Linked DNA regions of Homo sapiens: regions 2 and 3 are each linked to region 1. Evidence: chromatin loops called from intact Hi-C (ENCODE). Cell type or tissue: K562. All regions are shown on one strand. Each heading gives the region's core, and the rest is flanking DNA. Links, peaks and the distances in the headings are about the cores only.

What was found. A loop is a pair of places that touch in the nucleus more often than their neighbours do. Peaks named below come from ENCODE experiments on the same cell type or tissue, not always from the same donor. Only the 100,000 strongest peaks of a DNase experiment are listed, where the experiment ranks them.
Region 2: it touches region 1 in a loop (6-fold over the local background); 5 of 110 quality-filtered maps call a loop at or near these places.
Region 3: it touches region 1 in a loop (2.3-fold over the local background); 2 of 110 quality-filtered maps call a loop at or near these places.

Annotation. Positions count from the first base shown.
Region 1 is chr4:122,752,197-122,763,396 of GRCh38, forward strand. No RefSeq gene overlaps it. Among named protein-coding and RNA genes, the nearest start is that of BBS12, 25 kb to the left of the region's middle. In K562, for the core only: CTCF peaks have their summits at 5,956 (motif pointing right) and 7,919; no DNase peak of the experiment used is centred there.
Region 2 is chr4:122,596,448-122,607,647 of GRCh38, forward strand. No RefSeq gene overlaps it. Among named protein-coding and RNA genes, the nearest start is that of IL21-AS1, 17 kb to the right of the region's middle. In K562, for the core only: a CTCF peak has its summit at 6,302; DNase peaks (open chromatin) are centred at 6,294 and 6,974; H3K4me3 peaks cover 504 bases.
Region 3 is chr4:123,089,472-123,100,671 of GRCh38, forward strand. It overlaps AFG2A (AAA ATPase AFG2A), which reads left to right. Exons shown (of 16, transcript NM_145207.3): 14 at 1,108-1,234. Among named protein-coding and RNA genes, the nearest start is that of AFG2A, 170 kb to the left of the region's middle. In K562, for the core only: a CTCF peak has its summit at 6,766; no DNase peak of the experiment used is centred there.

The sequences.
Region 1 (11,200 bases), core at 1,681-9,680:
TGATCATCAGAGAAATGCATATCAAAGCATTGGTTATTTCATGTCTTTGGCTTATATTCAAAAGACAGGCAGTAAGGAATGCTGCTGAGGATGTGGAGAAAAGGGAACACTGTGGTTGTAATAATTTACATTCTCACCAACAATGTACACACAGTGAAAATGTAAATTATTACATCCACTATGGAAAACAGTTTTGAGGTTCCTCAAAAAAACTAAAAATAGAGCTATCATATGATCCAGCAATCCCACTGCTGGGTATATACCCAAAAGAAAGCACATCAATATATCAAAGAGATATCTGTGCCCCCATGTTTGTTGCAGCACTGTTCACAATAGCTAAGATTTGGAAGCAACCTAAATGTCCATCAACAGATGAATGGATAAAGAAAAAATGGTGGCCGGGTGCTGTGGCTCAACCCTGTAATCCCAGCACTTTGGGAGGCTGAGGTGGGCAGGTAGATCACACTTTTTTGTACCCATTAACTACCGCCACCTCCTTACTACACTTCCTAGCCTCTGGTAACAATTCTTCTAGTCTCTATGTCCATGAGTTCAATTTTTTTATTATTTTTAGATCTCACAAATAAGTGGCAACATGCGATGTTTATCCTTCTGTGCCTGGCTTATTTCAGTGAATATGATGATCTTCGTTTCCATCCATGTTGTTGCAAGTGACAGGAGATAGAGACCATCCTGGCTAACACGGTGAAACCCTGTCTCTACTAAAAATACAAAAAATTATCCGGGCGTGGTGGCGGGCGCCTGTAGTCCCAGCTACTCGGGAGGCTGAGGCAGGAGAATGGCGTGAACCCGGGAGGCGGAGCTTGCAGTGAGCCGAGATCGCGCCACTGCACTCCAGCCTGGGCTACAGAGCGAGACTCCGTCTCGAAAAAAAAAAAAAAGAAAGAAAGAAAAGAAAAAATTGTACATATACACAATGGAGTACTATTTGGCCCTAAAAAATAATGAGACCCTGTCACTTGCAACAACATGGATGGTACCGAAGTTCATTACATTCACTGAAATAAGCCAGGCACAGAAGGATAAACATCGCATGTTGTCACTTACTTGTGGGATCTAAAAATAAAAATAAAAAAAAATTGAACTCATGGACATAGAGAGTAGAATTGTTACCAGAGGCTGGTAAGGGTAGTAGGGAGGTGGCGGTGGTTACTGGGTACAAAAAAAATAGAAAGAATGAATAAGACATACTATTTGGTTACACAACAGGGTGACTATTCAGTAATAATTGTATATATTAAAATAACTAAAAGTGTAATTGGATTGTTTGTAACACAAAGGATAAATGCTTGAGGGAATGGATACCCCATTCTCCATGATGTGATTATCTCACATTACATGCCTGTATCAAAACATTTCATGTACCCCACAAATATATATACCTACTATGTACCCACAAAAGTTAAAAAGAAAGAAAAGGAAAAAAGATTAAAACGACTATCTTGGTCCTTTTGTGCTGCAATAACAGAATACCACAGACTGGGGGATTATAAAGAACAGAAATTTATTGTCTCACATTTCCGTCAGCTGGGAAGTCCAAGATCAAGGTGTCAGCGTCTTGTACAGACCTTCTTACTGTATCTTCTTCACATGGTGGAAGAGCAAGAGATAGCAAACCCACTCCAGCAAGGTTGTTTTATGACAGCATTAATTAACACCTCTCAACACTGTTGCATTGGGGATTAAAATTTCAACACATGAATTTTGGGAGAGGACAAAAACATTCAAACCATAGCGCACCGACCAAATATTCTAACAGACAATGAAAACGCAACAGAAACTCACCAGAAAAAAATGCAGCCACACAGCTGATGACAATTAATATTTGTAAATGAGTTAAATCATCTAGATTGATGTTTTTGAAAGAATAGCACATTAGAAATATCAGATATTAGAAGATATCAGAAGATATCAGAAATTAGATGGCAAACAACAGGTTATGAAATGGGAACTCACACAACTCAAAAGAATTGTGGGGGAATGTTGCCAAGAAACACTTTGGACTAAATTACAAGAAATATAGGAATAAATAGACTCCACATAAAACACAGTAATGGAGGTAAGTTTCAATCCCAGGAACACAGTAGAGGAATTTCCTCTGTCACAAACTCTCCTGAAATGCCATAACAGAGATCTGCATTATACCATTTATTGTTTAAAATGATTACTTAAATGTACAACCTTTCAAAGAACTACTTTCCTATGTTAAAGATGGACCATTCAAACATTAGAGCACCCTCTGGATTTCAAAGCCATGAAGTTTAGGTGCAGTTCTTGGCTCATGAGTTCATGCCATTGTTCTACTCTAAAAGGCTCAATTTAGTGAGGGAAAGGGAATGGTGGGTCAAAGGAGTCAAGGGTCCCACAGGGTGGCAGTGCTTAGACACTGGTGTCCCCTGGCAAGTTTCCTGTGATCATAGCTTTATCTGAATAGCAGAAGATAATCATCATCAGAACTAACTCATGTTAACCAGACTCACAGAGAAGATGCTAATTTCATATTTATATTTGTAATGTAACTACCCAAAAGATCAGAATACTCATATGAACCGAGCCAAGAATGTCCTCCCATGTAAGAAAGTCTCTCTGGGAAGCTAGGAATATTGTTTGTTGAGGCTGAAATTGAAGCCAAGTGAGTCCTCTGATAGAGCTACTAGTCAGACATGCTCTTCAGGAACACCATTAACCAGTAAGGCAAGATCTTTGCTCACGACGTCTGTTGTGTATTCTTTATTCAGAAATTAAGATAATTAAATACACACTGCGTTTTTAATCAATCATATTTCAGACTTGCCCTGTGGAGGCTGCAAACTGTGAACCCTGAAAATCTGAGACAGGTCTCAGTTAATTTAGAAAGTTTATTTTGCCAAGGTTGAGGAAGCACACCTGTGACACAGCTTCAGGAGGTCCTGATGACATGCGCCCAAGGTGGTAGGGACACAGCTTTGTTTTATACATTTTAGGGAGACATGAGACATCAGTCAATATGTATAAGATGTATATTGATTGGTTCAGTTCAGAAAGGTGAGACAACTCAAGGCAAAGGCGGGACAACAACTCAAAGTGAGGAGGGAGCTTCCAGGTCATAGGTAGATAAGAGAAAAACGGTTGCATTCTTTTGAGTTTCTGATTACATATAATTTATGTATCCTATTAGTTTAGTAGGACAGATGCATTTAATTTATAAATATAAATGCATGTATTGGGGCACATGATCAAAAAACCTGAAGACTTCTCCATGAGCAAATTCTGCATGTGGCAGAATATGAACTCTGCTTTGATAAAGTAATCTAGGAGCATATATTCAATAAAAAGTGAAAAACTGATTTTAATTAGCTCTACCGTCTATGAGTAAAAAAATTTAAAAAATGTAATGCATTCTAAAGAAATACTTTCAAAGCGTCAAAATACTTTTCAAAGGATTCTTTCTTTAAAAATCTAGTTTCTTTGTTATTTCTAAATGAGTTTTCACCCGTGGCCACTTAGTCATATATTATTGTGGAGCTTTTTAAACAGTTTAGATCTTTATTTAGACTAGAAAATGTATTCACAGTTTTAGATCGACTCTTGGGATAACAAAATTCACATTTTGCAAGCAGCAGCCATGCCAAATTGCCCATGCTATTTGTGGTTTACTTCTAGGCTCCTAGATCATGTTGTACAAGCTTTTACTTTGCATGTGACTTTATCCTCGACGAATTTTATTGCATGTGCTGGCACCTCCTTTCTTCCTAAGTACTTTTACATACTGAGTCAGGTCTCTTTTTTTTTTTTTGTCTTTAACTATGGATTGCCTTTTCCTCTTCACCTATTCACACTGTCATTGGAACACATTCATCCTTTAATTCTTTCCATTATTCTTCAAGAACATTTTTAGAGGAACTTCTTATTCTGTTATTTTCCCCACACGTCAAGGTTACCATTATTAATATTTGGGGGTATGGCTTTCCAAGGCTGCTTCTATGTGTGTAGATGTAGATGTGTTTTTTACAATCCAAAGTGGGGTCATACTAAACATGCGGCCATATAATCTACTTCTGTCAATTAATATATCAAGAAATTCCCCTAATATTATTAGAGTTTAGTAAAATAGTTTCAATGGTATCATATCATTCCAGCGCAATAACCTACTATAATTTATTCAACCAATATCCTATCAGACATTTAGGTCAATTCCAGCTTGGGAGCTATTACGGACAAGGGTATCATAAATAGATTCTAATGGAATCTTTCCTATTATTTGTGATTATTTCTTCTGGATAAATTCTTAGAAATGGATAACGGGTCAATAGGTAGCTAGGCATTTTTAAGCTTTTCTGATATATATGTATTTTTTGAGAGGTGTGAATTAATATTTTATTTTTATTTTTATTATTGTAGAGACACAGTCTTTCTCTGTTGCACCAGGCTAGAGTACAGTGGCATAGTCAACTCACTGCAGACTTGAACTTTCAGCCTCAAGCAATCCTCCCACATGAATTAATATTTAAATAGTCTGTCCATTAAGGAAATGATGAAAATTCCAGTTTCTTACAGGTTTGAATTTTAAAAACCACAAATTACCTTGTTTATGAAAGAATTATTTGATAATCTTCTTTGAGTTTTCAATGTTCACTCATGGGGGAAAAAAACATTTTCCTGAGATTCATGTATAATTCATTATTCTTATTTCCAAGTTAGATGCTCCCTGAGACCCCTGGGAACAAAACTGGGCAAACAGTAGATTTGTATAAGGAGTCCCAAAACGTGAAGGAAAAAGCCTAGGCTAGAAGCCAGCACCACCATTTACAGTTAGGTGGATTGTGCCCTTTGCGATATATTTTTGCCAAATTGTTCTCCAGAAGGCTCTGCAAATGAACGTGTCTTTTCCCCAACCCTTGTCAACACTGAATATTATCATTAACATTTTTTTGGACCAATTTGAGTAAAAATGCTATCTAATTTTAATTAAACTTTTTTTTGATTATTAGTAAGGGAGACAAAACAGTGACTTTTCTTTATTTTAAAAAAAAGATTTGGGCCGGGCGTAGTGGCTCACGCCTGTAATCCCAGCACTTTGGGAGGCTGAGGCGGGCAGATCACGAAGTCAAGAGATGGAGACCATCCTGGCCAACATGGTGAAACCCCGTCTCTACTAAAAATACAAAAATTAGCTGGGCGTGGTGGCGCGTGCCTGTAGTCCCAACTAGTCAGAAGGCTGAGGCAGGAGAATCGCTTGAACCCAGGGAGCTGGAGGTTGCAGTGAGCCGAGATCGTGCCACTGCACTCCAGCCTGGTGAAACAACGAGACTCCGTCTCAAAAAAAAAAAAAAAAAAAAAAAAAAAGACTTGTAAAATGTCTATTTTCTTTCCTTTGGTGTTAGATTTAGAAAGGTCTTCCCAATTCCAAGATTTTGTTACAATCTTCTATATAGACTTTTTAGTACTTTTGTTATCTTACCTTTCACATTGAAATATTTCATCTAACTGGAATTTGTTTTAGTAGGCAGAGGTTATGAGTTAAGACTGTAAATGAACTTTTTCTAAATGGTTATACACTTGTCCCAGCATCATTACAGAGCTTTCATTGCCCATCCAGATTTTTCTTAGCAGGGAGGAAGAATGCCAGCAGAAAAAGAGAAATTAGTTCTCAGTTGCTGAGAAACATTTTCATTTCTTTCTAATTATGGATTCATACTGTTCCACACTCTTATCATTTTTTTCTGCCACCCTAGTGCCATATATTACTGAAAAAATAATATAGTAGAAACTTGTTGCACTAAAAGTGCTGAGAATTACGCCACTATCTCTTTTTATAAAAATCTTCTTGTGTTATATTGACAGCTACTCTCAAAAGTGTTTTAAAACACACTTTCACCTCACTTCTTTAAAACTTTGAAGCTCTGAAAATCTAAAGATGTCTTCTTTCTTTTGACCTGTAGGTGGCAAACTTCTACTCCTATGCCCTTTGAAAATTTTGACCTGCCGCTTTAAAATCCACAAAATAAAAGATTATTGTAGTGTGGAGTAGCATAAATCTGTAAGTAAGGGATTAAAAGTAACAGGAACTCTTTGGGCAGTTTCTTTTTTATTACTGTATGTTTGGAGCTAGTCAGCATAGGCCAGGGTCAGAGTCCTGGCTCTGCTATTAACTAAAGGTGACTTGGGAAAGTGATTCATTTTCTCTTGGCCTGTTATGTCGCATGTAAATGACAAAGTTGAACAAGGTCACTCCTCTTATACTTTTTTACTCTAAATTCTATGATTCCTATTGCTAAATTATATCCCTGACAGATTTTGAGTGATAGTGAAACCCATTTGAAAGGGAGAAATATGACAAATAATGGCTCCTTAAAAGATTATAATGGTAAGGCCAGGCTTTACAATTTTATTATGGGCACAACAGTGTGGATGTATGTAATGCTACTGAACTACACACTTAAAAGTGTTTAAGATCATAAATGTTATAATAAATTTATGTAACAACAAAATTTACGTAATTATGTGGTAAAATATACATAACATAAAATTTATGTAATTTTAAGTAAATAAAATTTATTGTCAAAAATTTATTATACCATGTTTATAACACGGGGTAGGGCACAGTGGCTGACACCTGTAATCCCAGCTCTTTGGGAGGCCAAGGCGGGAGGATCACTTGAGCCCAAGAGTTTGAGACCAGCCTGGGCAATGTTGACAGACCCCATCTCTAGAAAAAATTTAAAAATTAGCCCAGTGTGGTAATGCACGCTTGTAGTCCCAGCTACTCAGGAGACTGAGGCAAGGGGATCGCTTAAGCCCAGGAAGGTGAGGCTGCAGTGAGCTGTGTTTGTGCCACTACATTCCAGTCTGGGCAACAGAAGACTATCTCAAAAAAAAAAAAAAAATGGGGGTTTCAAAAATTGGTCAGTTATTGATTCAAGCCATTATAATGACTTATTTTATTACAAACTGGAGTAGTACAATAGAGAATGAAATAACTTTTTCAATTATATCGAAACAAATTAACTTAGATCTATTGTCACTAGAGCCATATCAGTAAATTACAATGGGTTCAAAAATAGAACATAAAATATGAATCTACCAGAAACTAGACTATACAATGTAATACTCAAAGAAACCAGAATAACATATTTATCCCTTTTGTGGATGGCGAGATAAATTAGTGGCTATTTAAAAAATAGGTTATTAAATGCAAAATACATATTTCCATATTACAAGAATAAAAACACCATCAAATGACAGGAAGAACTAAATGTGACACACCATAAAAAGGTTACTATTTTATATATATAAATATGTTTCAGCTGGGCTCTCCCTGATCCCAGGTTATACCTGACCCAAACCTTATATCCAGTAACTCCCCTCCTCAAAATTTTATTGTGCCTCATTCTCTCTCTCTCTCTCTCTCTCTCACACACACACACCCCCACCCCACACCTTTTTACTTCTCTTTGTCGTCAGTGTTTTATTGCCACTTTTTTTGCCGTCATCACCCTTTATTTCCCTAATCTTAGTGACTATAACCAATCCACCTTTTGTATCAAGCACTTCTTGGGCTTTTTACTTTATTAAAAATGTTAGTAAGTTATAGAGGTGACAACTTTCAAAATGTGGAGTGGTGACCTTTTACTGTTTCCTCATTACACCCTCCTTTTTTGCTTTTATACCTTCTTTTCTTCTCTTCTCTTTCCCTTTTCCTTAATGAAAATAATCCCTAGTCTCAGGAGGAGCTGTTCTTATACTCACCCTCCACACAAACTGCCATTTTCCTAAAAAGCACAGCCCTTCCTAATTAACAGGCCTACTGGGTGTCTAATTTTATCTATAAGTTTGGCATTTAAATTCCATTTAATAACAAATAAAGAAAAACAATTTACACAAGAAATTTTGGGAAAATGCACGACTTTGCTCTATAGGAGCAGTATAGAGCAAAACACTTTACAGCAGCATTACATCCTAGTGAAAATACACAAAAGATAGAACTCAGTGTTAGTGGGCATGTGGAAAAGCATGCATTTATATACCTTGCTGGAAAAAATAAAAATTGGTTCAATTTTAAATTGTTCTTATACAAAAATGTTTATAATTCTTATACAAAAATGTTTATGGGCGTATTATTAAAAAATGAAAGCAACCCAAATAATCCACAATGGGAGACATTTAGACAAATAAGATATATTAATATGATTAAATGAGTACTGCATAGTATTTTTAATGTCAAATATGTATTTTACTTCAACACATAAAAATGTTTATTATACCTAATGCTAAATGACGAGTTAATGGGTGCAGCACACCAGCATGGCACATGTATACATATGTAACAAAGCTGCACGTTGTGCACATGTACCCTAAAACTTAAAGTATAATAATAATAAAATAAAAAATTTTTAAAAATGTTTATAAACAGTGATCAATTAAAACAGAACCCAAGATAATATTAACTTTATTACTATTTAAAAACAACAAAGATTACAACTCATAAGAATATAAATAATTTCAATTTCTGTTCAATTTGGAAAGTTGTTTCAAGTTTTTGAAATGACAATTCCAACTACTAGTCATAATTATTCTATCTAGTATTATATCTCTATGAAAACTAGGACCAATTGTTCAGCCTATTTGACTTGATTTTAATAGTTTAAGCCATTTCCAAAAGATTTTTTTCCTTCTAGAATTACCTTAACCAAAGTTTCCTACATACTAGAATTTATTTATTTATTTAGATAGTTAGTTAGTTATTTTCAGACAAAGTCTCACTCTTGTCCACCAGGCTGGAGTGCAATGGCACGATCTCGGCTCACTGCAACCTCCGCCTCCCAGGTTCAAGCGATTCTCCTGCCTCAGCCTCCCAAGTAGCTGGGATTACAGGTGCCTGCCACCACGGCTGGCTACTTTTTGTATTTTTAGTAGAGATGGGGGTTTCACCATGTTGTCCAGGCTGGTCTCGAACTCCTGACCTTAGGTGATCCACCCGCCTTGGCCTCCCAAAGTGCTGGGATTACAGGCGTGAGCCATCGCACCCAGCCCATACTAGATTTATTTTAAGTTACATTTTTCCTGTGCACTAACTGAATATAGGACTATATTAGATATCTTTAAAAGTTTATTCGTGTATGGCATTCTCAAAAATACCTGGCCAATACTGCTTAAAACAGTCAATGCCATCAAAAACAAGGAAATTATGAGAAATGGTCACAGCCAAGAGAAGCACAAGGAGATAGAAGGACTAAAGGTAATATATATGGTGCCCTGGATAGGATTGTGGAACAGAAAAGGAACATCAAGTGATAACTAAGAAAATCAGAATAAAGTATGGACTTTAGTTAAAATTATGTATCAATACTGGTTCATTAATTGTGACAAGTATACTATACTAATGTAAGATGTTAATAAGGGAAAATAGATGTGGGGTGCTATGGTCTAAATGTGCCCCCTAAAATTCATGTATTGGAACTGTATTCTCCAATGCAATGAGGTTGGGAGGTAGGCTCTAATGGGAGGTGTTTGGGTCATGAGGGCAAAGCCCTCATGAATGGATTAATACTGCTATAAAAAGGGCTTTCAGGAGTGGGTTCTCTCTTCTCTTCTGCCATATGAGGACAAAGAGTTTGTCCCTTTTTTGGCCCTTCTGCCTTCCTTCATGTGAGGACACAGCAAGAAAGCCCTCATCAGATGCCAACACCTTGATCTTGGACTTCTCAGCCTCCATAGCTGTGAAAGAATAAATTTCTGTTCTTTATAAATTACTTAGTCTTTGGTATTCTGTTAGAGCAGCACAAAGCAGCCAAGTACCTGGGTATATTGGAATTCTCTGGACTATTTTCACAATGTTTCTGTAAGTCTAAAGCTATTCTAATAAAATTATAAATTTATTTTAAAAACACATTAGTGTGTTCAGACTAACAGTACCTAATGTATTGAAATTAATGTACTAAATAATTGAACCTAGTTTTCTGTGAGTAGTAAGCTAATAAGGCAAAAAATTACTGGGTCATATCTATAATCATGTAATGGTTCAAAAGAACACATCAGTAACAGAAGATACCCTTCAGTAAAGCGAAAGATACATTATTAAAAGCCGAGAATATAGAAAGTACTCTATACAGGAAAGAAACATCCTTACCCCAGGCATATGTAAGTTATTTCCAAAAGGAACAAATGATGGGAATACATCCCAAGAGCAGACTGCCAATTCTAGCCTCTAACAAAACCTTCTTATCTATCATTATGTCAAGTTGTTACTTTTATACTATAATATTTAATGAAATCTATTTCAGACTATTTTGAGGTTTCTTTTCCTTTTCTGAATTTTTTTTCCTTTTCCATTTATTTTGCCATTTTTCCTGGCAGTTTTATTTTTAAAATTTCCCAATATGTTTATCTAGTGAAGTGAAGAAGAGTCTTTGTACACTGTCTACTATGAATGAAAGCAAATTGGGAAGTTCCCGGCCTGTTGACAATGTTGAGCCCTGGTTTGATGTCTAAAAAAAGTAGACTTGTTTCCTGTGTTAACCTCAGTGCAGGAGGTGGAAAAGGCCACTTCCCGATAGGTTTCCACTTTGGGCTAAACATCAAATTAAAAGAAGTGAAACAGATGTAATACATTTGTCCCTCACCACTTAATTAAATCATGTATTAAAATAGTTTCTTGTTAATGGATTCAAAATGTTTTAAACTAACATTAGTGTTTTCTTGTTTGAAAGCAATAGAAACTTCTGTTGAAGTCATTTATTTTCCTACAAATAATCATTGGCTTCCTGTAGTATTTCTAAAACTGCCTTGTAAGAATTACATGCGCCACTTGTCAAAATGCAGATTTCCAGACCTAAAAGCCGTCTTTTTAATTAGAGCCTTCTCATCAGTTAAGTTTTTTGTAGTAATCCTTAACCCCAGCTACACAATAGAATCACCTGGAGAGCTACTAATGTCCCAGCCTACCCCTTTTATACCCCAGATTTTCATTTCTTTTACTGGATGGGGCCTACACACCAGTGGGTTTTAACGCTCTCTGGTTGGTACTAGGGTGTAGCCAGGGTAAAAAACCACTAGTCTTGTGTTTGGAACCAAAATTAATCAGAAAAACCTGTACTTTGCTCCTCAGGCTTTATTTAAAACACATTGGCTACCGAACACACCATATGGATCTCACGAGCATAAGGTTGAGCAAAAGAAGCGAGACACAAAAGAGAACATA
Region 2 (11,200 bases), core at 1,340-9,339, 160 kb before region 1:
AAAAAAGCCGGGCATGGTGGCTCACACGCCTGTAGTCCCATCTGCTCGGGAGGCTGAGGCAGAAGAATCGCTTGAACCTGAGAGGCAGAGGTTACAGTGAGCCAAGATCATGCCACTGCACTCCAGCCTGGGCAACAGAGCAAGACTTTGTTCAAAAAAAAAAATTAATTAGCTGCATCCCACAATTTTGATATGTTGTGTTTGTATTATTACTAATTCAAAATATTTTCTAGTATCTTTTGCGATTTCTTCTTTGACTCATGGGTTATTTAGAAATCTATTTCTTAATTTCCAAATACTTAGGACTTATCTAGCTATCTTATTATTAATGATTTCTAATTTAATTTCATCGTGGTAATAAAACACATACTTTGAGATTTTGAAATTTATTGAGTTTTATTTTACGGCTGAGAATATGACCTGTCTTGCTGGTCATATTCTTGAATGTTCTATGTGCAATTATAAAGAATGTTTACATTGAAGTTGTTGTTAGTGTTCCATAAATAGTAGTTAGAGCAAGTTGTTTGATAGTTGTATTAGTCCATTCCTGTGTCACTATAAAGAAATACCTGAGGCTGGGTCATTTATAAAGAAAAGAGGTTTAATTGACTTACAGTTCTACAGGCTGTACAGTGCTGGCATTTGCTTCTGGTGAGGGCCTCAGGAAGCTTACAAGCATGGCAGAAGGTGAAGTGGGAGTAAGCACGTCACATGGTGAGCGAGGAAGCAAGAGAGCAAGGGGAGAGGTGCAACACATTTTTAAATAACCAGATACCGTGTGAACTAACTGAGCAAGAACTCATTTATCACCAAGGGGATGGTGCTAAACCATTCATGAGGGATCTGCTTCCATGAGCCAGTCATCTCCACCAGGCCCCACCTCCAACATTGGGAACCATATTTCAACATGAGATTTGGAGGGGACAAACATCTGAACCATATCATCAGTGATATTCAAATATTCTGTATACTCGGTGATTTTTTTTTTTTTTTGTCTAGTTGGTCTACAAATTACTGAGGGAGGTGTGTTAAAAATTGCCAATTATAACTGTGGATTTGGTTATTTGTTCCTTTAGTTTTTTCAGTATTTGCTTCATGTATTTTGAAGCTCTGTGTTAGACGCATACACACTTATAATTGTAACTTATTCCTGATGAAATGATTCATTTATCATTATGAAATGTTCAATGTGCATCTCTTTCACTGGTACTACTTCTTGCTTTGAAGTGTATTTTATCTGATATTAACATTAGAACACACCTTCTAATACTTAATATTTTTATCACATATCTTTTTCTGTTCCTTTAAACCTACCTATGATTTTATATTGAAAGTGTGTCTCTTGTAGAAAGCATATAGCTGTGTTTTGTATTTTTACAAAGTCTGTTTCTGCTTTTTAATAGTGTTTAGTCCATTTTCATTTAATATTATTAGTTATATGGTTGGATTGAAGTCTATCATTTTCCTGTGTGTTTTCTCTTCATCCCGTCTGCTTTTTATTCTTGTGTTTCTTCTTTCCTGCCTTCTTTGGGTTAATTGAATATCTTTATTATTATATTTTAATTTCCCTCATATTTAAGTATTCCCTCCTTTTTTTTTTTTTTTTTTTTGAGACAGAGTCTTGCTCTGTCGCCCGGGCTGGAGTACAGTGGCATGATCTCATCTCACTGCAACCTCCACCTCCTGGGTTCAAGAGATTCTCTTGCCTCAGCCTCCCGAGTAGCTGAGATTACAGGCACCCACACCATGCCCAGCTAATTTTTGTACTTTTAGTAGAGACGGGGTTTCACCATGCTGGCCAGACTGGTCTCGAACTCCTGACCTCAAGTGGTCCACCCGCCTCGGCCTCCCATAGTGCTGGGATTACAGGCGTGAGCCACCATGCCCGGCCTGGTATTCCTTTTTTAATCCTTTTGAGCTACTACTAGGATTATGATATAAATTTTTAATTCATCATAGTCTGTGTAGTGTTAATTTGTACCACTTCATGTTAAATTTAAGAATCCTAAACAATGTAATTTAATTTACCACTACTCCATCTTGTGTGCTGTTATTATAGATTTTTTATAATCTCCACAAGAAGATGTTATAATTTTAATTTTTGGCATTAAACAGTTACTTGTCTTTGAAGGAAATTAAGAGAAGAAAAATGATATCATTCAATATTTACCCATATATCAACTATTTCTATTATTCTTTATTTTTTCTTGTATATCTGAATTTCTTCTGAGATCAGATGCCATTGGGCATGGTCAGGGTGGTATGGCCATAGACAAATTTCTATCTGCTATTATTTCCTTTAGTTTGAAGGATTTCCTTTAATAGTTTTTGTAGGAAATCTATTCGCTTTTAAAACTTTTTTTGAAAATACATTTGTTTTGCCGAATTTTTGAAGGATATTTTTATTGAATATAGAATTTGGGGTTTAGTTTCTTTAAGGCATGCTAAGGATGTTTTTTCATTGTCATCTTTTTAAATGTTTTATTAATATCTCAAATTTGTTTTATCAGTTTTTTCATTTTCTTCTGTCTTTGTTTCTGATGAGAAGTCAGATATCATTCTCGTCATCTTTTTCCCGTAAATAAGGCATCTTTTTTTCTCTTCTGGATGCTTTAAATTTTTTTCAATTTTCCATTGGTTTTACCAGTTTAACTATGGTAGGCATCATCTTCTTTGCATTTATACTGCTTGAGATCCTCTAAGGTGCTTAGGTCCACATGTTAATGTTTTTTACCCAATTTGGAAAATTTTTGGCCACCATTTTTATAGATTTTTTCTGCTTCATTATCTCCCTTGTTTCCCTCTGGGACTCCAATTTCACATTTTAGACCAATTGATGTTATTCTATGTCCCCAAGGTTCTAACCACTCTTCAACTTTCATTCTCTGTGTTCTTCAAATGGGAATGTTCAAATATATGTGTACAAGTCCACTGACCCTTTATTCTGCTATATTCAACCAATTAAGTCCATCCAGTGGTTTTTTTACTTCTGATATTATACTCCTTGGTTTTATAATTACCACTGCTTTTATAATTTCTGTGTTTCCTAAGACTCTCATCTATTCACTCACTATAACCATTTTTCCTTTAAGCCCTTGAGCACATTTATAACAGTTGCTTTAAAGTTATTGTCTGCCAATACCAATCTTTGGATTATCCTGGGGTATGTTTCTCTTAAGTGCTTTCTATACTCATATTTTCCTATTTCTTTGTGTGCCTATTATTTTTTGTATACTGATGTTATGCATGATACATTGTAGAGACTGCAATCTGTTATCTTTCTCTAGAGATGATGCTATTTGTTGTAGTAGGCATTTAAATTACTGGCTCATCACTTGAATTTGTGGAGGCATGATTTCACATTTTTGTTAGGATATGTTTGTTTTTGTTTTGCTTTTAGTCTTAGGATTAATTCCTATATCTTGACTGCTAAGGACTAGCCTCTGTGAGGTTTCAATGGAAAGCCCAAGGTGTTTACCAAGTCTCTCTGACTTGATGGGAACTATATGCCAGCTCTATCTATACTGAAGTGAATACCAGCTGAAATCTCTGCTGAGCCTTTTAGATAGTGCTGTCCATTGGGCTCCTGAAGTCTCTCTTGTCCATGCACAGTTCAGGGACTGTTCAAGGATTTGAGGCAGTTTATAGGCAGGTTTAGAGGCTCCCTACTCCAACTTTCTCCCTCAATTTCCAGCTACTCTGCCACCCCAAACTGTGTTCTCTGATCCTGCAAATCAATACACTGAAAACTTCTGCTTGAGTTCTGGTTTCCCTACATCTCATGGATTGGAGAGAGCCCCCAAGGCAAAAGTCATCTAAATGTAGCTCTCACTCGTTATGATTTTCTTCTTTCAGTAATCAAACTCTCTTCACTTTTTGCCTACTTTTCACTGTTCTTGGTGGGTGAATTATAAATAGTGGCTTTTCATATTTTATTTGAGGCTTATCATTGTTATTTGTGGGATAGTTGGTCTAAACTACTTGACCATTACCAGAATCAGAGCTTTCCCATAGTATTTCTTTTAGAGATGGGTTTCGCTATGTTGCCCAGGCTGAACTTGAATTCCTGGGCTCAAGCAATCCTCCAGTCTTAGCCTCCTGAGTACCTGGGACTACAGGCGTCCACCACCACACCTAGATACCCATAGTAGTGAACATTCACCTATCACAGAGTGTACCACACTGTGCTGTAATTATGAATTTTAATTGTTATGTCTCCCCCACTAGACTCTAAATCCTTTCCAGCAAGATCTATTTTCTGTAGTAGATTCCAGACCAGAAAAAATATAGGATATTACACCAAATTCTGTATGTTTTAATATGTTACCAATCCGTGCTTGACAAAGTGATGTTTTCTGATTGTCAAAGGAACATAAACAGTACAAACAACTGTGGGATCTCAGAATGTTTTACTCAGTGTAACTCTTCTACATGATTAGGGACTTTTCTGCCATTTTCATGGTAATGTAGCCTTACTACAAAGCATGTATTCAGGGAGTGGACTCTGTATCTGGCTCTGTAACCTGCAAGAAGCCAGCCTACTACTGCTAAGACCTAATGCTCTAAGTTGACTAGTAGGCTTCATAAACTGACCGGGCTCATTTTACAAAGAGTGGGAAGGGGATTCTACATTCTTATTTTCTACAGTTGGTTAGCCAGAGAGGATACTCCTAGAGGGGGGTTACACCTTAATTTCATTTAACTAGGGGTTTGGTGAGGATCTGAATACCATCATTCTTTTATAAAAGTTGTGTGGAAGATAATTTAAAGTGTGGAATTGAGGAGTCTATGAATTCAGCACTCTTCAATTGTAAGTGACAGAAATACAATTGAAACAGGCTTAAATATAAAAGAGGATTTTTTTTTCTTTTTGGCTCACATAAATAGGTTAATGGTGAACCTTCAGGCACAATCTATCTCCCTTTCTCTTACTCGGCTTTTGTCTGGAGTCGGAAGGCATTCCCCAGAGAATGATAAAGATGGCCACTGGTACTCTAGCCCAAATCTCATCAGCTTAGCAACCCCAGTAAGAAAATAATATCTCTCTCTAAATAATTACAAGAAATAGTACAGAAAGTCTTCCCATTGCTCTAGCTTGTGTTATGTACTCACACCTGGAGCTGGGGATGGAGTGAGACCAACCCCAGTTGACCACATAGGCTGATAGTTGAGCAATGAGGGATTTGCAAAGAAAAAGAGGGATTCTGATAATGGAAGAAGGAGGATAGATGTTAGGCAGACAAAAACAAAGGGTTTTGGTTTTTTGTTGCTTTTCAACAGAGAAAAAGAAGTTACAACATTAAATGTAGAAGCAACAGAGGCTAGACTAGAAGTGAGCAGAATCAAGGGATAAAAGACACTAAATAACGCAGAAGTAGTTAAAACATTCAGACTATATTGAGGAAACATATATTACGCAGAAAATAATGATAAACTTTTGGAAGAAGGAAGTGTGATCAAAGGCAGCTGTAAAAGAAGATTTAATTTATGTGTTTAATTAAAATGCTGCAACCTCAAATCTTCTGTGGCAAACACTGGGAACATTTTTTTAAATGACTTCTTCAATTATTAAGAAACTGTGTATTAAAATACAGTTCAATGAGGCCAAGGTTGTAGAAAGGAGGTTCTCACATGGGCTATTTGTCATGAAAGAAATTCCCTAAGTGGGATGAGGTGGGAATTCAGCACAAGCTATTGTCACTACAGGCAAAATAAGTCTGAAAACAAGCTTCTACATTGTTGAATGTGTAAACACTTTATAAGACATTTTCCCATACCTTATTCCATTTTATCTTTGTGAACATTCTATGATCTTAGAGAGGCTGAATTATTACAGCTGTTTCACAGATGAGGAAATCTGCAGCATGTTTCTGGCTTCTTCACAAATGAAGGATAAAGCATAACAATTTCCCAGTTAAAGAACTAAAGAGAACCCCGACTAGATTAAGGTCACGTTACCAAGAGCCAGTGACCAGGCATTCTGCCAGTTTCAGGATCCTGCGAGCTCCCTTCTCTGCTGTTTCTGTGTGAGCAGGTCCATCCCGAAAGGTATGTCACAGCATGTTTCAAACAGTCCTGTTCTTCACACTTAAGTTCTGTGGGTCCAAGAAGAAATGATTTTCCTGGCCCTGAGGCTCCTTTTAGAACTGATTTAGGTAGCGGAAATCTTTGTAAAGTCCAGGATAGAAAAAGTTGAGAATTTTTTTTAGAATTTACATTGTTTGCTTTTCGCCGGGTACGGGGTGACAAGGTCCTGATGTTCTTAGAACTGGGTGTCTGTATGTATTTGCGTTGTTTCAATAGGTGGCAGCATGTCCTCTTCTTTAAAAGGTATCTTTTTAAAAGGACATAGTGAAAGCTTCTGTTGGGAAATGAAAAAGTGACAATAAGAGAGGCAAATAGGAAATGTTCCCTGTGACACACGGTACATATATTGCTCATAGTCACAACTCAAGTCATTTAACAGGTTTTGATCCATCAGTAATAACTTTAGAACAAAAGTTGTATCATGGCACTTCTACTTCAAACTATAATGCCACTTAGGTCTCTCCTCACTGGGGACTCAGTATATTGGAAAAGTTTTGGGTAAGCAATGTGAAGCACTTTCCCACACGCCATTTTGTCAATGATTCTGTTTCCATTTTGGCCGCACCCTTTCGTTGTCTACCTTCTTCAGTGTGAGCAGCTCCAATCTCTCTTCTCCCTTCAGGATGGATTTATTAATCAACAGGTGTAAATATTTTAATTCTATTCGCAATGGAGTTTCTCCCGAAGGGACCCTCCAAGGAATGTTTTGTTCTCACTGGGTCAAACAAGAAAGGGAGAGGCTTACTAGAAGCTTAGAACCTGACAACTGCCCTATGTTCCAATAATATTGAAAGAAGTTAGCCAGCTTGCTTTAGGCAGACAGTAAGGGAAGGGTCCCCTAGAATCTCTGACCCGTCCTACAAGTGTTTATACCAGATGTTTTGCGCAGATAAGGGAGCTTGCCTAAACATGCCTGCGGTGGAAAATTCCATTCCTTAACACAAGTGCAGTAAGGGAAACAAATCAATATGGAGCGGCTCAGTCTAAGGGCCCGAATGCGCACTGCAAGGAAGGGGTAGAGCCTCCAGGAATTCATGCCTTAAGCTGGGATATTTAACTGTGAAGGAGGCAACCGGATTTCAGGACCCCTCTCTTTGCTGAGAGCTTTCCTTTTGCTTAATAAATTCTACTCCGCTCACTCTCTTGGTTCGGTGCACCTAATTTTTCCTGGTTGTGAGAAAAGAAGCCAGACCTAGCTGAGCTAAGGAGCAAAAATCCTGCATTAATATAAATATCCCTATCTGGGAGAATTTATTCAGTTTGTGGCATGGAAGTGATGGCTGCCCTGGGGTAGGGGTTGGTTGGTCAGGAGGAAGTAGCAGGTCCTCTTGGTATGTAGGATGTAGGGTACACATCAGTAGTGTCATATTCTCTCACTTGAGCACTCGCTCTTCGTGCTGCAACTGTATTCATCTCCGTAAACTGGACTCCTTTAGGTTAAATGGGCTTAAAGATAAATTGTGACCAAAAAAAGAAATAATCTATATAAAATATATATAATAAATATATGTAATTATACATAATTTTACATGAACAAATATATCCTAACTTTCCTGAAACTCCCTCTATTATGACAATATAATTTATCTTTGCCTTAAGCCCTCCTATTTTAAAAATAAACTTTTTAAAGGAAAAAAATGCACTCCACCTGCCCAGATCTCCTTGGATTCTTTTTATCAGCTCTGTATGCTCATCCCCCAATCTTCTGCATGCTTTGATACCAGCTTGTGTTTGGGACACTCAGAGGATTGCCCTCTCTTTATTATGCAATTGGTATGCACTGGAGCAGCCTCTTCAGAATTCTGAAGCTTGGTAGAGGTGAGTGGCTAGTGTGGGAGGACAAAAAGCCCAGCCCCTTTGCCTCCAAGCACAGCTGACAACTCCGCAGGGTAATTTATGCCCTGAGGATCCCACAGGATCAGGCTGAACCTGGGGAGTCACCTAAAATCATGCCCTGGCTTGGCTTTCCCCTTCCCTATCCTGCTTTTCTCACTCAATTACTGATTTATCTGGGAGCGTCTCCTTAGTAAATCACAGGCACCTGAATCCTTAACTCATCACCTACTTACCTATGATGTGTGAGGAACGTAGGGCTGGGCAACATGGTGAAACCCCGTCTCTACTAAAAATACAAAAATTAGCTCCACATGGTGGCACTCATCTGTAGTCCCAGCTTCTTGGGAGACTGAGGCAGGAGAATCACTTGAACATGGGAGGTGTAGGTTGCAGTGAGCTGAGATCACATCACTGTACTCCAGCCTAGGTGATGGAGCAAGACCATGTCTCAAGAAAAAAAAAAAAAAAAAAAAAAGATTATAGGGGAAAGAACACATATACATATACACACACACAAACACACACAAAAAAACCCTTTCCTCCCCAAACTGACCACTTCTCGGCCATCTCTCACCAGGAAGATGGTGACGTGATCAGCACTAGTTTTAAAAAAATCTTAAAGTTGTTCTTGTTGACTGAAGTACCACAACTTAGAATCCTGTGGCAACTTCTGGGCTTTTACCTCACTCTCTTCCCAGTTATCACCTAGCCAATTGTTTTCCCTCTCCATAGCCTTCTCCAGCTTCTGCTGTGTGTCATTTATCAGATAGAACTTTTTAAAAAACACTTTTCCATCATTTATTTTCAATTTTTTATTGAAATATAACATACATAGAGAAAAAAATGGTATTAATCATAAGTATACAACTCAACAAATACCATCTTATAGGTCAAGAAATACAACATTACTAGTACCCCAGAAGCACCCGTTTATACTCTCTCTCAACTTATTGATGTGTTCAATTCCATTATATGATTGTTCCACAGTATTTCATTTTGAGAGAAGGTAGAACTCTTTTAGAGACTCATAAATGAACGTATAGATGCTTCGAATTTTCTATTTTTGTAAAGGGGGAGGAGATATAATATGGAAGGGTGTTCGTTGTATGATTGGATATTTTATTTGCCAGAAGAATTCTAGACAATACAAACCCAGAAGTTTTCTATAGAAAAATATTTTTGCTAAAATTTTAATGATAAGTGGAAGAACGTTTCCATTTTTATCTTTCAAGTTTCATACTGCTGAAGTCCAGTTTCAAAAATAAAGAAGAGGTGTGGTTACATCTGATAAGAGAATGGGGGAATATTTGCAGAAGATACAAGATAGATAATAGGAAGAAGTTATAAGGGAAAAAATCAATAGCACACAAATTGCATAATAAATAGAAGGCAAATTGTGTGTTAGGAATGAAAACGCTGTGGGAGACCTTCATTGCAGAACCCACCAATTCTTTCTGCAAATATTTAATGAGTTTTTTCAATGTTCAGGACATTGGTCTAATAGCCAGACATACAGCAGTGAATAAAAAAGACAAAAATTCCTGTCCACATGGAACTTATATTCTAGTGGAAGACAGAGACTATAAACACGTAAATGGTTAAAATATATGTGTCCAGGGTGGTAAGTGCTATGAAGAAAAATAAAGCAGAGGTATTTGGGCAATTTAAAGTAAGGTGGTAGTGAGGCAAGACCTGGTGGAGAAGATGATATTTGAGTAAAGTCATAAAGGAGGTGAGGGAATGGGCCACATGGACATTTGGCAGGAGAGCATCCAAACAGAGGAAATAAAAAGTGCAAATGCCTTAGGAGAGAGTGTTCCTGTAATGCTGGAGAACAGAAAGAGCGCCAATGTGGCTGGAGTCAAGTAAAAAGAGTGAAAACAAGGTTAGAGAGGCTGGAGGTGGAAGAGATGTGACCAAGTAACCCTTGTAGGACTCAGGTTTTACTCTGAATTATATGGGAAGTGTTGGAAGATTTTGAGCTGAGAGGTGGCATACTCTGATTGGTTTTTAAAGGGACCATTCAAGTTGTTTTGTTGCAGATAGATTTTGGTGAGGGGCAAGGACAAAAGCAGGAAAACTATTTGGGAAGGTGACCTGGTTTGAATCTGTGTCTGCACCAAATCTCATATTGCATTGTAATCCCCAGCTGGGGGTGGGGCCTGGTGGGAGGTAACTGGATCGTGGGGGCGGAGTTCTCATGAATGATTTAGCATCATCCCCCGCTTGGTACTGTATGCTCCCCCTGCCCGCTCCTCCTGCTCCAGCCATGTGAAGATGCCTGCTTTGGCTTTGCCTTCCACCATGAGTAAAAGCTCCCTGAAGCCTCCCCAGAAGCAGATGCAGCCATGCTTGTATGGCCTGTGGAGCCATGAGCCAATTAAACCTCTTTTCTTATAAATTACCCAGCCTCAGGCATTTCTTTAAAGCAATGTGAGAACAGACTAATACAGAAGATATTACAGTCATCTGAGTGAAGGATTATGGTGGCACCAACAAAGTAGAAACTGGAGGTGGTGAGAGAGGATTTTAGAGATACTTTGAAAACAGAACTGACTGGCTTTGGTGAGAATTTGATTCAGCATGTAAGAGGGAGATGTCAAGAAATACATCAATGAATAAATCATGTGTTTTGTGTTTAGTTCAATTTAATTTTGCCAACATTTGTTTTCTACTATATGTTATTTACTGTGTATGAGGCACTGTGCTTGCCTCATATACAGTAATTTCTCTTTCCATTTCTCTGGAAAGAGAAACTGACATATAAATAAATAAATCTGCATATACTATATTAAGTCTAATAATCAAAGTATGCTCAAGTTCTGAAAGTGGGAAGGGGTCAACACTGTCACAGAAATACAGTAAGATGGCAATGGAAATCCTTTGAGAAGAATGATGACTAAGTTGAATATTGATGGACATCTGAGTGTTTTCTTTTTCAGGTTATGTGTATATTTTTTCTTTCTTTTTTTAAATTTTCCTTTAAGTTCCAGGATACATGTGCAGAACGTGCAGTTTTGTTACATAGGTATATGTGTGCCATGGTGGTTTGCTGCACCTATTGACCTATCCTCTAAGTTCCCTCCCTTTACCCCCCACCCACCAACAGATGCTGGTGTGTGCTGTTCCCCTCCCTGTGTCCATGTGTTCTCAATGTTCAACTCCCACTTATAATTGAGAACATGTGGTGTTTGGTTTTCTGTTCCTGTGTTAGTTTGCTGAGGATGATAGCTTCCAGCTTCATCTATGTCCCTGCAAAAGACATATTCTCATTTCT
Region 3 (11,200 bases), core at 2,152-10,151, 340 kb after region 1:
TTCCAAATAGGTCTTGGAGGAAATCCAAGCTATTGCTAATGAGAATTATTTTGCACATTTTGACTGTGTGATACAGGGTTTTGTTCATTAGTAGGATCTGTTGAGTTTACTTCTTTTTTTTTTCTTTTTTTGGGACAGAATCTCACTCTGTTGCCCAGGCTGGAGTGCAGTGGCGTGATCTCCGCCCACTGCAACCTCCACCTCCCAGGTTCAAGGTATTCTCATGCTGCGGCCTCCTGAGTAGCTGGGATTACATGTACATACTACCACACCTGACTAATTTTTTTATTTTTTTTAGTAGAGACGGGGTTTCGCCATGTTGGCCAGGCTGGTCTTGAACTCCTGGCCTCAAGTGACCCACCTGCCTCGGCCTCCCAAAGGTTTTACAGACGTGAGCCACTGCGCCTGGCCCGAGTTTATTTCTTAAAAACTTATATTTAGTAATTTTTTTGTGGTCAAAGGACATGAAGTTAGAGGATAGTGTGTTTAGAACTGGCTTTGTAATGGACTTGGTACGTAAACCAAAGGAAAAAAAACTAGCCTGCTTTCTTTGCCTGTTTCTCAAGAAATCGGGATTGTGGTGATTACCTACCTTCTGATGTGTTTTAAAAATATTCTTAATATTTATGAAGAAACATCAGAAATATCCTAGTTGCTGTGGATGCGTAATGAGTTTTTTATTTCACATAGACTTTAGGTTTCATGTGAGGAATGGGTTTGCATCTTACTCAGTTTTTTATTCTAATTTCTGTCAACATATTTACCATGTAGAATATAAACATTGATTGAACAATTCTCTATGTATTTGATGAACTATTTTAAATAATCTTATATCTTGTTTTCCAGTGCTTTTATTTCTGACATTTATTTAAATATTTTTGTTTTGGAATGAAAATGAACATGGTTGATGATAGAGGAAAATAAATGATTTGAATACAGTTTGTTTTGAGATATGATAATGCAGTAAATAAAGTCTCAAATGCATACTTCATATTTGAAAATAGACATGATTTCTCTTGTTATAGACTATAGAACCTTTAAAAATTAATAGATAATAGTATTTGAAGATAAGTAAAGATATTTTTTAAACCGTACTTTCAAAATCAGTTCTTTAGGTGCTGGGAATGTAGCCGATCGTGTTTTGGCTCAGCTCTTAACAGAAATGGATGGGATTGAACAGCTAAAGGATGTGACCATTTTGGCAGCTACTAACCGTCCAGATAGGATAGACAAGGTAAGAGAGAAGGCATTGTGGATATTATAAAATCAAGAACTGGCTTGTTTGATTTTATCAGGTTTTTGTTTTTGTCAAATTACTTTCTAATCAGTATTTCATTTAGAGGATATTGAAGAATGTAAAGCAGGTTCACTGTGGACTGGTTACCATCTTGTCTGAGTCTGGTAAGACAGAACATTCTTGCATACAAGTTATACAAAGCAAGTTTACCACTTCTGGATAGGCAGCAAGATACAACAGAAGCCTAGGATTCATTGCAAGCTAGTCTCTCAAGGTTCAGGAAAACTGCCCTGGGTGAATGGAATCTTGACTGCATATGCCCCACTTGCACTGCAGCTGAGGGCCTCTGGAAAGCACCCTGTTCCAGGTTTTATACACTGAGTATGTGAGACTCACTGGGCTAAAGTGTTGGAGGACATCCTGTTTTTAGGGGAGGACTGGAGTAGAACCTGGGCTGTTCCAGCCGGTCCCTCCCTGTCTCAGGATGTTGCATTTCCTGCACATGCTACAGTTATTCTTGAGAGCTACGATGGGAGAGAGAGAACTTGGTCATTCCAAGACCACCCAGAGAGCTGTCCTACAAAGGATCTTAAACTAAAGGAAATGAAGAGAACAAAGGAAAGCTTTTATTTACATTTTTATTGCTTATGATTCAGTATTAATGAAACTATTTCATAACTCTTCAATATCTACTCCCCAATCTTGTATCTTACTTTTAGCATATTTCTCTAGAGAATTGAAGTTTTGAAATTCTTTGTTTCATCTAATTTATTCTTCCAGAGTTTTCAACATTTTCATCTATACGAAGGTACATTCTAGCTATTTAGCAAGTACTAGTTAGACTCCAGTTGCCATCAACACAAGAACTTTGAAGAAGTACTGTCCTAATTGTTGTTTTTAAAGTAATTAGAATAAAAATAATGGATTCTTCTATTTTTTTAAGAAGTTAGTCAGGCTGTCACATTAAATTAAGTAGTATAGGTGCAAAACCAGTCCTTTTAAACTATTACTACCACTTTTTCCCTAGGTCATAATTTAATAAAGGAGTTCAGTAATTTAAGTTCCTCATCTATATCTAATATGTAATATTTTATAAGGATTTAAGTTGAGTAAACATTTGCTCTCAGAGCGTGAACCAGTTTCTCTTTTTTGTTGTTGCTGGCATTATTGCCTTGTGTATGACTTTATGAGCTACTTTCTTCCTGTGTACATATACACATTCTTTCAGTTTTAAAAGATGTGATTTTTAAAAAAGACCCCTTTGAATGTAACTATTATGTGGCAAGAAAGCCTTGCTTTGGTTAGGTATTTTGCTGTGTGATAAAGATCCTTTGGTAAAATTCAGGAAAGCTTTGGACCTTAAAAAATCATTCCCTTCCTGATGCAGTATTTTATTAGAAGATAGGTGAGTTCTGAGTATTTATAGAATCTGGGTTGGTGTTAAGGCATCTCTGAAGTCTATACAAAGTATAAGACTGTATCTTAACAAGGACTGTAGAAACTGCTGAAAGAGCCCTTAAAGTTTACCTAATTCTGCCTCTGGTTTCACAAATAAAGGGTGCTGAATCCAGAAAAATCTTTCTCCTGGTAAGAATTCATTGTATTTTTATGATATTTATTTCCTGGTTTCCCTGTGGTTAATAAGCTCTAAAATGTCTTAGGATTTTTGTCACTACGGCTTAATCTAATAGTAGCCTTCTTTGGCTTCCTAATGTTGGGTGTCCTCGATATTAGATATATTTCTTGAAGTAGGATGTAAGGCTTACAGTAAACTTAACTGCATTTTTCTAAATCAAGCTGTCTGACTTGGCCTGTTTAGTGCTTGTATTGTTGTTTTCTTTCTGTGTAACAAATTACCACAAATTTAGCAGCTTCGCACCCATTTGTTAGTTCACATTTCTTAGGTTAGAATGTGGGCACAGCATGACTAGTTTGTCTGCTCAGGATTTAAACTAAAGACTGAAAACACAGTGTTGGCTAGACTGCATTCGCATTAGGAGCTCATGTTTCTAAACTCACATGATTGTGGCACAGCTCACTTGTGATTGGGGCTGAGAACTAAAGACTGAATTTCCTTACTTGATGTCAGCTAGGAGCCACTCCCAGCTCCTAGAGACTACCCACATTCCTTGCCACACAGCCCCCTCCTCCATCAGAAACAGCAATGGAAAACTCCATTATGTTTTATCCCTGTCACACTTCAAATTTCCTTTGCCAGGAAATTTGTCCCTTTGGAGGGCTCATCTAATGAGGTTAGCCTTATTGAGGAAAAATCTCTGGACCTTGAAGTCAGTTGATTAAGGATCCTGCAAAAGCCCTTCGCAGTAGCACCTAGATTAGCATTTGATTGAATAAGTGGGAGAAGATATGTTTCTATCAGGGTGATACAGGACAGGCCAGCCCCAGAATTGGGACATAGCCTAGGAGGGTTCTTTGCTACCCCCAGGAAAGAATTCAAGAACTTGCTGGGGGTGTTAGACAGCAATCTTTTATTGATTGGTACTGCCCGTTGTGGTGCAGGGCTAACTCATAAGCAGTGCACCCAGAGTTGGCAAGGTGTGGGCTTTTGGCAACTGTATTTATACTCACTTATGCCCACTTTCATTTACATGCAAATTAAAGGGTGAGTTAACACAAATTGATTCTATGAAAGGGTAACTTCTGGGTCACTGCCATGGAAACGGGTGGTAACTTTTGAGTCATTGCCATGACATTTGTCAACTGCCATGGTTCTGGTGGCAGTGTCTTAGGCCAATGAGCATTGAGCGCAGCTAGAGATCGCTTTTGTTGCCATCTGCTGGCTTTGGCCAGTTTCTTCACTTTGCCCCATGTGGACTAGATCCTGTTTTGTTCAGCAGAGTTTTTCACCAGAAAACAAGTCTTGTTGGTCTCCTACCTTATTCCCCCCTCAGAGATTAGAAACTCCTCCTTAATCTTAAAGGGCTGCAGATGGGCACAGGTCTATCTTCTGTAAGTGCTTTCTGCTGATTTTATAAACATAGGCTCTGCCTAGCATGGGAGGAGTAAAAATCTCTGGATACCTGATCTAAGGAGCCCAACAGCAGGATATTTTCATTTTCTGGGTCAGAAGATAAGATGAGTTGGAAGCCTTGTGCCAGCATCATCTTTATGTTGACTTTAGAAGATACAAACTTTAGTAGGAGGTTAAACAAGAAAATTACAATTATAAGGAAGAGAAAACTTAATGCTCCTATGCCCACCCACAGCATCACATTATTTATCTGTGTGTTTGTGAAATAATAGCTTTAAGTCTTCTAGAGGTTTGTAAGTTATGGTGTCTTCCTCTTATGCCTGCAGCGACTTACAAGAAACAGGTTTAATCCTGGACAGCTGTATCCAGCTAGTGATTCTCTAATGTTTGACAGCAGTGGAGGTCCTTAACAATACCTGATAGGGGTCCTTCCATTTTGGGTTGTAATTGATCATCAGGGGATCTTTCTTTTTAAGTTCTTAGTAAGACTAAGTCTGGTTAAACAGAGGAACTATTTTTTTCTTTGTGGGAAACGGCAACACTTTATTTTCATAATTTTGAAAGGCCTTTTGAACCTGGCCTAAATTCCAAGAGCCGGGGTGGCATAGTGAAGTCTGTCCAACCCCCTATTTCCCATCATGGCTTGAATTAGTTTTTTAGGTTTCTGTAGGATTTCCTTTGGCCGGGGAACGTGTAAGTCAAAAGACTTATAGCCAATTAAACATTTTAGGCCAGAGAGGAATGGAGGTGGCTTAAAACATTTTAAGCAATATAGGAGTCAAATATTAAAAGCCAAAAATAAGATTATATATCAAGAAAAACCAAGAGCATCAAATCAAGCTATACTGGGGGAAAAGTGTTCCTGTAGATCTCTAAGGCAAAACACTCTAGTATCAGGCCATAACAGCAGTCAGAACCAGAGGAGAAACAAGTTACAGGAGCTGACAAAAAAGCTAAAGGAAAGAGTTACACAAATCTGAGAAGCTTTCAAAAGAAATAAATCACAGAATTGAAAAAGCAAAAATTCTGGTAAGTTAGCAAATTAATACCTTAAGAAAAGCTGGCTCTAACACCTAGACCATTTTCTAGAAAGTCTACCACGAACAGTTTTCCTTCAGTCACAGCCAGCTTAATCACACACAAAACTCCCCTCACAAATTCCCTTTCACAAACCCCATTATCACCCACACAGACCATCCATGACATGTCTGGACCTTGTGACCTGTCCTACACCATCTCCCTCTCAAACAACCAGTTACTTTACTCTAGGACAAGAATCCACCATGCAAGGTCCCTCATACAAAATCACTTTCTTTATATCCCTCCCCACAAAAAAAAAAAAATATATATATATATATATATATATGTGTGTGTGTGTGTGTATATATATATATATATATCTTTTATCCACACTTTCCTCACATCCCTCTTTTTATTCATTGATTCCCTCTTATTTTGAACCATGGCCTAAATGTGCTGTATATATTCTGTAGTTATGGTGGGGAAAGTGCCTTCAGTATTTAGTGATAATTATAAAAAAGTTTAATATTTAATTCATTTCTCTTTCAGGTAGAACTCCCTGTGGAACATGAATTTTTTTTAACTATACTTTTGTTACTACTCAGATGATATATACTGTATCAAAAGTGTATGTCCTTGTCAAGTTCTCTAAAGTTTGTGAAATACAAGAGAATATGCAGTAAAATTTTAAGTCTGTTTCCTTTCCAGATACTTTTTCTCTGAAGAACTACTGTGGAACATTACTTATATTGTTTAATAGTACTATAAAGTTGTTTCCACACTTGTATGATTAGCACGTAATGTTCAAACTGTGCCATGAATGTGCTGGTAGAAACAAAACAGTTTTAAGGACAATTAAAACAACAACATCCTGTTATGAAGTAAAGACACAGTTTTTACCATCTTTATTGTCTGGAAGAAACTGTAGTAGGAATAAAAGAGGCGACGAAGAGTTAAAGTACATTTTATGTTTTTAGGCTAAAACTGATTAAAAAAAAAGATCATTGTAGGGTCAAAGAAATTGATATATATAGTGTAATTTTGGCTACATTAAATCCAGGCATTTGGCCTTTTAAATTAGCTAGCATATTTTACAATCTTGTTGCCTCTTACCCCACAACCTCTATGTTATGATGATTTTAGGTTAGTATGTTAAAACAAGGAGAATTCCTGGACTGTCACAGGAGTGAAATTGATATCATTATGTTACCCATGTGTTGTGCATATTTAGTGTCTCTTTTTGACAGTATTTCAGTTTCATGTCTTCTGGGGAGACTAAAGCCAAAGTTTCTTGGGGATTCTGGTGTTTTAGCAAAGACAGTGAGACACATAGCTCAAGAACTGCGTTATTTTACTCCTTGCTATGTCACATTTACATGTCAGACTCATTTGCTGTGATGTAGCACACTAGGCTGGTGAAATAATTGCTTGTGATGTCCCTAAGTCCCCGAGGCTTTTTTCTACCTCCTGCTTAGATAGTGAAGAGAAGTTGAAGTTGAGTCCTCTAGTGTTCATTTTGCGTAAGAGTGATAGGATGCGGTAGGACAGATGAAGATTAATGAGATTGTGTGATATCAAGTAGGCTCATTGTCTTTAGATTGATTGCTGATGGTCTGGATTTGCTTAGCATCAGGAGAGTTTAGAAACAAACAACTAATTTATTAATGATGCCCAAATAATAGTTAAATGCCCAAACTTTTGGAATTTATGTTGTTCATTGTTAACAACTGCTGTGTGGCCCCTTTAGAAGTGTCCAGTCCATGACATTTTATACATTTGTGTTGAATCTTAAGGAAAACATGATCATGTCTTCTTTCTCGGGTGATAAGCATGCCTCAAAATAGTTTTAATTCTGTGAATATCTTTGAATTCAGTTTATTTGGGTACTTTTAGTACGGATACCTACTATATAACAAGCTCCTAATAAGAACTATTAAATTATAAGCATTATCCCTAGCGTATAAACCTAGTTTTCTTGTAGTAGGAAATTTGAAGGACTTCAAAAATTTTACTTTAAGCCATCTATGGAAAAGATTGCCCAATTGAGAAAAATTGTGAAAGATATGTAGAAGTCTTAAATAATTTTGGTTTCAGGATTATTTTCTATTGTTGTGTTAGACTCATGGAGGTAGTAAATTGGCATTAATTTTCCTTACAGTTTTTCTGGAAGAGGAAATGTGCTTAATGAGCTAAATAAGACATAACATTTTGTTTTCTTACATTGTTGCAAATTGAAGTTGGGTTTTGTTGTTTGTTTGTTTTGAGATGCAGGTCTGGCTGTTTTGCCAGGCTGAAGTGCAGTGTCTATTCACAGATCATTAAGTTGTGCAGCCTTAAACCTTTGGACTCAAGCAATCTCCTGCCTCAGCCTCCCAAGTAGCTAAGATTATAGGTGTGCACCACAGCATCCAGCTTAAAATTTAGTTTTCTAGAAAGTTTTATGACATGGGGAAAAGTTAATTAACAATATTTAGGAATGTCCACAAATAAAAAGCTAAATATACGTATCTTTCGATATTCAAATGACTAGTATTCCAAAAATACCCTCAGAAGAAAGGCTACAAATGTTTCTTCATTCTCCATTTTTCCTAGTTATAACTATTGCTCTTCTAATATTACTCTTCTTAGCTAAGTCAGAACTAAAAAAAAAAAGCTGCAAGGACTAATTGACATTAATAGTTCAAATGAATCATAATTCTTTACTTTCCCAAAAGTATTTAAGGAATGGATGCCTATTAATCTTTCACATTGTTTATCAAAATGATGTGAATAGTCTTTGGTGAGCCATATTAAGATTAAAGCTGGAAAGCGTCCTGTACGGTTGTTTTCCAATTTCAGCTTTGCCATCTTTACACAAGACTCTCATAAGTGTTTTTGTTATTGTTGCTGGATTCTTCTTTTGTTTGTTTTTAAAACTCCAGGTGTTTTAACTTCTATGACAGTTATTATTCTTATCTTCTATGGCAGCCCCTTCCAAGTTTTGGCTTTGGGGATAGAGAATTGGGAGAGATCAGAGAAGAGAGACTGGTGAGAGGTTGTATGCATATGTGGGTCTTACTTCATTTCGATGTTCATAAGATAAAGACGCTTTATCTCAAGGGTTGGCAGACCATGGCCTTTAGGCCAAACGTGACCCACCAACTGGTTTTGCATATCCCATTGTCTAAGAATAGTGTTTACATATTTAAATGATTAGGAAAATACTTTAAAAGTGGTTTTTTGTGACATATGAAAATTATATGAAATTCAGCTTTCAGTCCTCATAAATAAAGCTTTATTAGAACACATCCACACTAATTTGATTATGTTTTGTCTGTTACTCCTTTTGCACTACTGTAGTAGAGTAGTTACAGTACAGACTTATGGCCTATAAAGCCTAAATTATATACTCTAGACCTTTGCAGAAAAAGTTTCCTGACTCTTGATTTGTCCTTGTAAGTTTTTAGAAGATTAGTAGCCTTTAATGTCTGTTGTTCATATATGAACCTCACGTTTTTGTTTCTTTTTAAAAAAGATTATTTTAATTGACATAAAAATTGTATCTGTTTATAGAGTACAACATGTTGTTTTGATAATTGTGTATTCATTGTGGAATGGCTAGATCAAGCTATTTAACATGTGCATTACTTCACATACTTCTTATTTTTTTGTGATGAGGACACTTAAAACCAACTCTCTTAGTAATTTTTAAGTATACAATATATTGTTAACGATAGTCACCCTACAGTACAATAGACCTCTTGAACTTATTTCTCCTGTTTAACTGAAGGTTTGTATCCTTTGACCAATATCTTCCCAACTCCCTTAGACCTCCAGGCCCTGATAACCACCATTCTACTTTCTGCTTTTGTGAGTTCAACTTTTTAAGACTCCACATATAAGCAAGATCATGCACTATTTGCCTTTCTTTGTCTGGCTTATTTCACTTAGCATAATGTCCTCCAGGTTGATCCATATTGTCACAAATGACAGGATTTCCTTTTAATAAAGGTTGAATAGGATTACCTTCTGTATACATACCACATTTTCTTTATCCGCTTATTCTTCGATGCATACTTAGGTTGATTCCATGACTTGGATATTGTGAATAATGCTGCAGTGAACATGGAGTGCAGATGTCTCTTGGACATACTGATTTCATTTCCTTTGGATATATACTCAATAGTGGAATTGCTGGATCATAAGATAGTTTTATTTTAAATTTTTTAGGAACTTCCACACTATTTTCTCTAATATCTGAAGTAATTTATGTTCCTACCAACAGTGTACAAGGGGTCTCTTTTCTCCACATCCTCACCAACATTTATCTTTCATGTTTTTGACAATAGCTATTCTAACAGGTATGAAATGGTATCTCATTGTGGTTTTCATTGGCATTTCTCTGATGATTAGTGATGTTGAGCACTTAAAAAATATACCTGTTGGCTATTTGTATGTCTTCTGAGAAATGTCTATTCAGGTCTTTTGCCCATTTTTTAATCAGGTCATTTGTTGCTGTTGAGTTCCTTATAAATTTTGGTATTTTAGATTTTAACACCTTATCAGGTTTGGTTTACAAACATATTCTCTCATTTTATAGGTTGTCTCTTCACTATGTTGAATGTTTCCTTTGCTGTGCAGAGGCTTTTTAGCTTCATGTAATCCCATTAGTCTATTTTTTCTTTTGTTGTCTGTGCTTTTGAGGTCATGTTCAAAAAATTATTGTCCAGGCCAGTGTCATGGAACATTTTCCCTATAACTTCTTTCAGTAGTTTTTCAGTTTTAGCTCTTTATTCGTCTTTAATTCATTTTGAGTTGAATGAGCCACAGAGTTTTTTTTTTTAAAGATTGTTTAAAATGTTTAACACGTACGTTTTCTGAAGATACATTATAAGTCGTATTTGAGTAAAAAATATAATACTGAACTTAAATAATAGTAGGGAGGCTGAATTAACTTATTTCAAGCATACACCATCCCCTCTTGAAAGCTCTCTTAATCTTTAATTTTTTAAAATACATTTTCTTCCACTAAATACTTATTTTTTCCAACTGACTCCCGAAAACTCATAAATCTACAATTGTTATTACATGAGTAATGTAAATATTTATTCATGCCACCTGAATCTTAAAGTTCCATTGGTTATTAGCTTTTTGTAGTTATGAGTTGTATGCCCTTTTTAGTATTTAGCAACATTGGGATTTTCAGGCTTAGATTTCTAAATTTTGAAAGATTCTGTGTTTAGATATATTTGTTTAGTAAATAATATTTGATGTTGTCAACGTGAATTGAAGTATGTTTAATATTAGAGAAAGTAATACCATAATAAAATACATGTTGCTGTCAATACCCAAGGTCTAAAAGAAATTTGGTTTTTCAAGACTGGAGAGGACATAGAAGGCTCCATGGTCTAGATGACCCATCTGATACACTGACACCTGTTGTAAAATCCCAACCCATCATTTCTTCATCCTTTGCTTATTCACCCACACTGATGGGGAACTATTAATTCACGAAATAGACCATTTCATTTTTGTGTCAGACTATTAAGAAGTTCTTTAATCCGATGAACAAGCAGCTGTTTGTCTCCCTAAACCCTCTATACCTCTACCTGATTTTATTCCAAAGTCTGTAAAGAACAGTTTTTAATCCTTCTTCTATATGGTGTTCCTTTATTTTTTAAAACTGTTAGTTATCTTGTCTTTACACTTTATCTCACTAACCAGTCTTTTGTTTTTCAGGCTTGACATTTTGGATTATTTCATATGCCATTGTTTTTCCGTCTAAAGCATTCTCATCTTTTTCTTGTGAACTATTTGTCCTTTTTGCTCTGAAGTTGTAACATCCACCAACAAATATATATTGATTGGTTGTGTTCTATCAGTACACAACTTAGTGAGACTCCTGCTGCCTCTACCCTGAATACCTTGCTTCTCCTAATGCATTCCAGGATTTTGTTAGCTTTGTTGTCAGC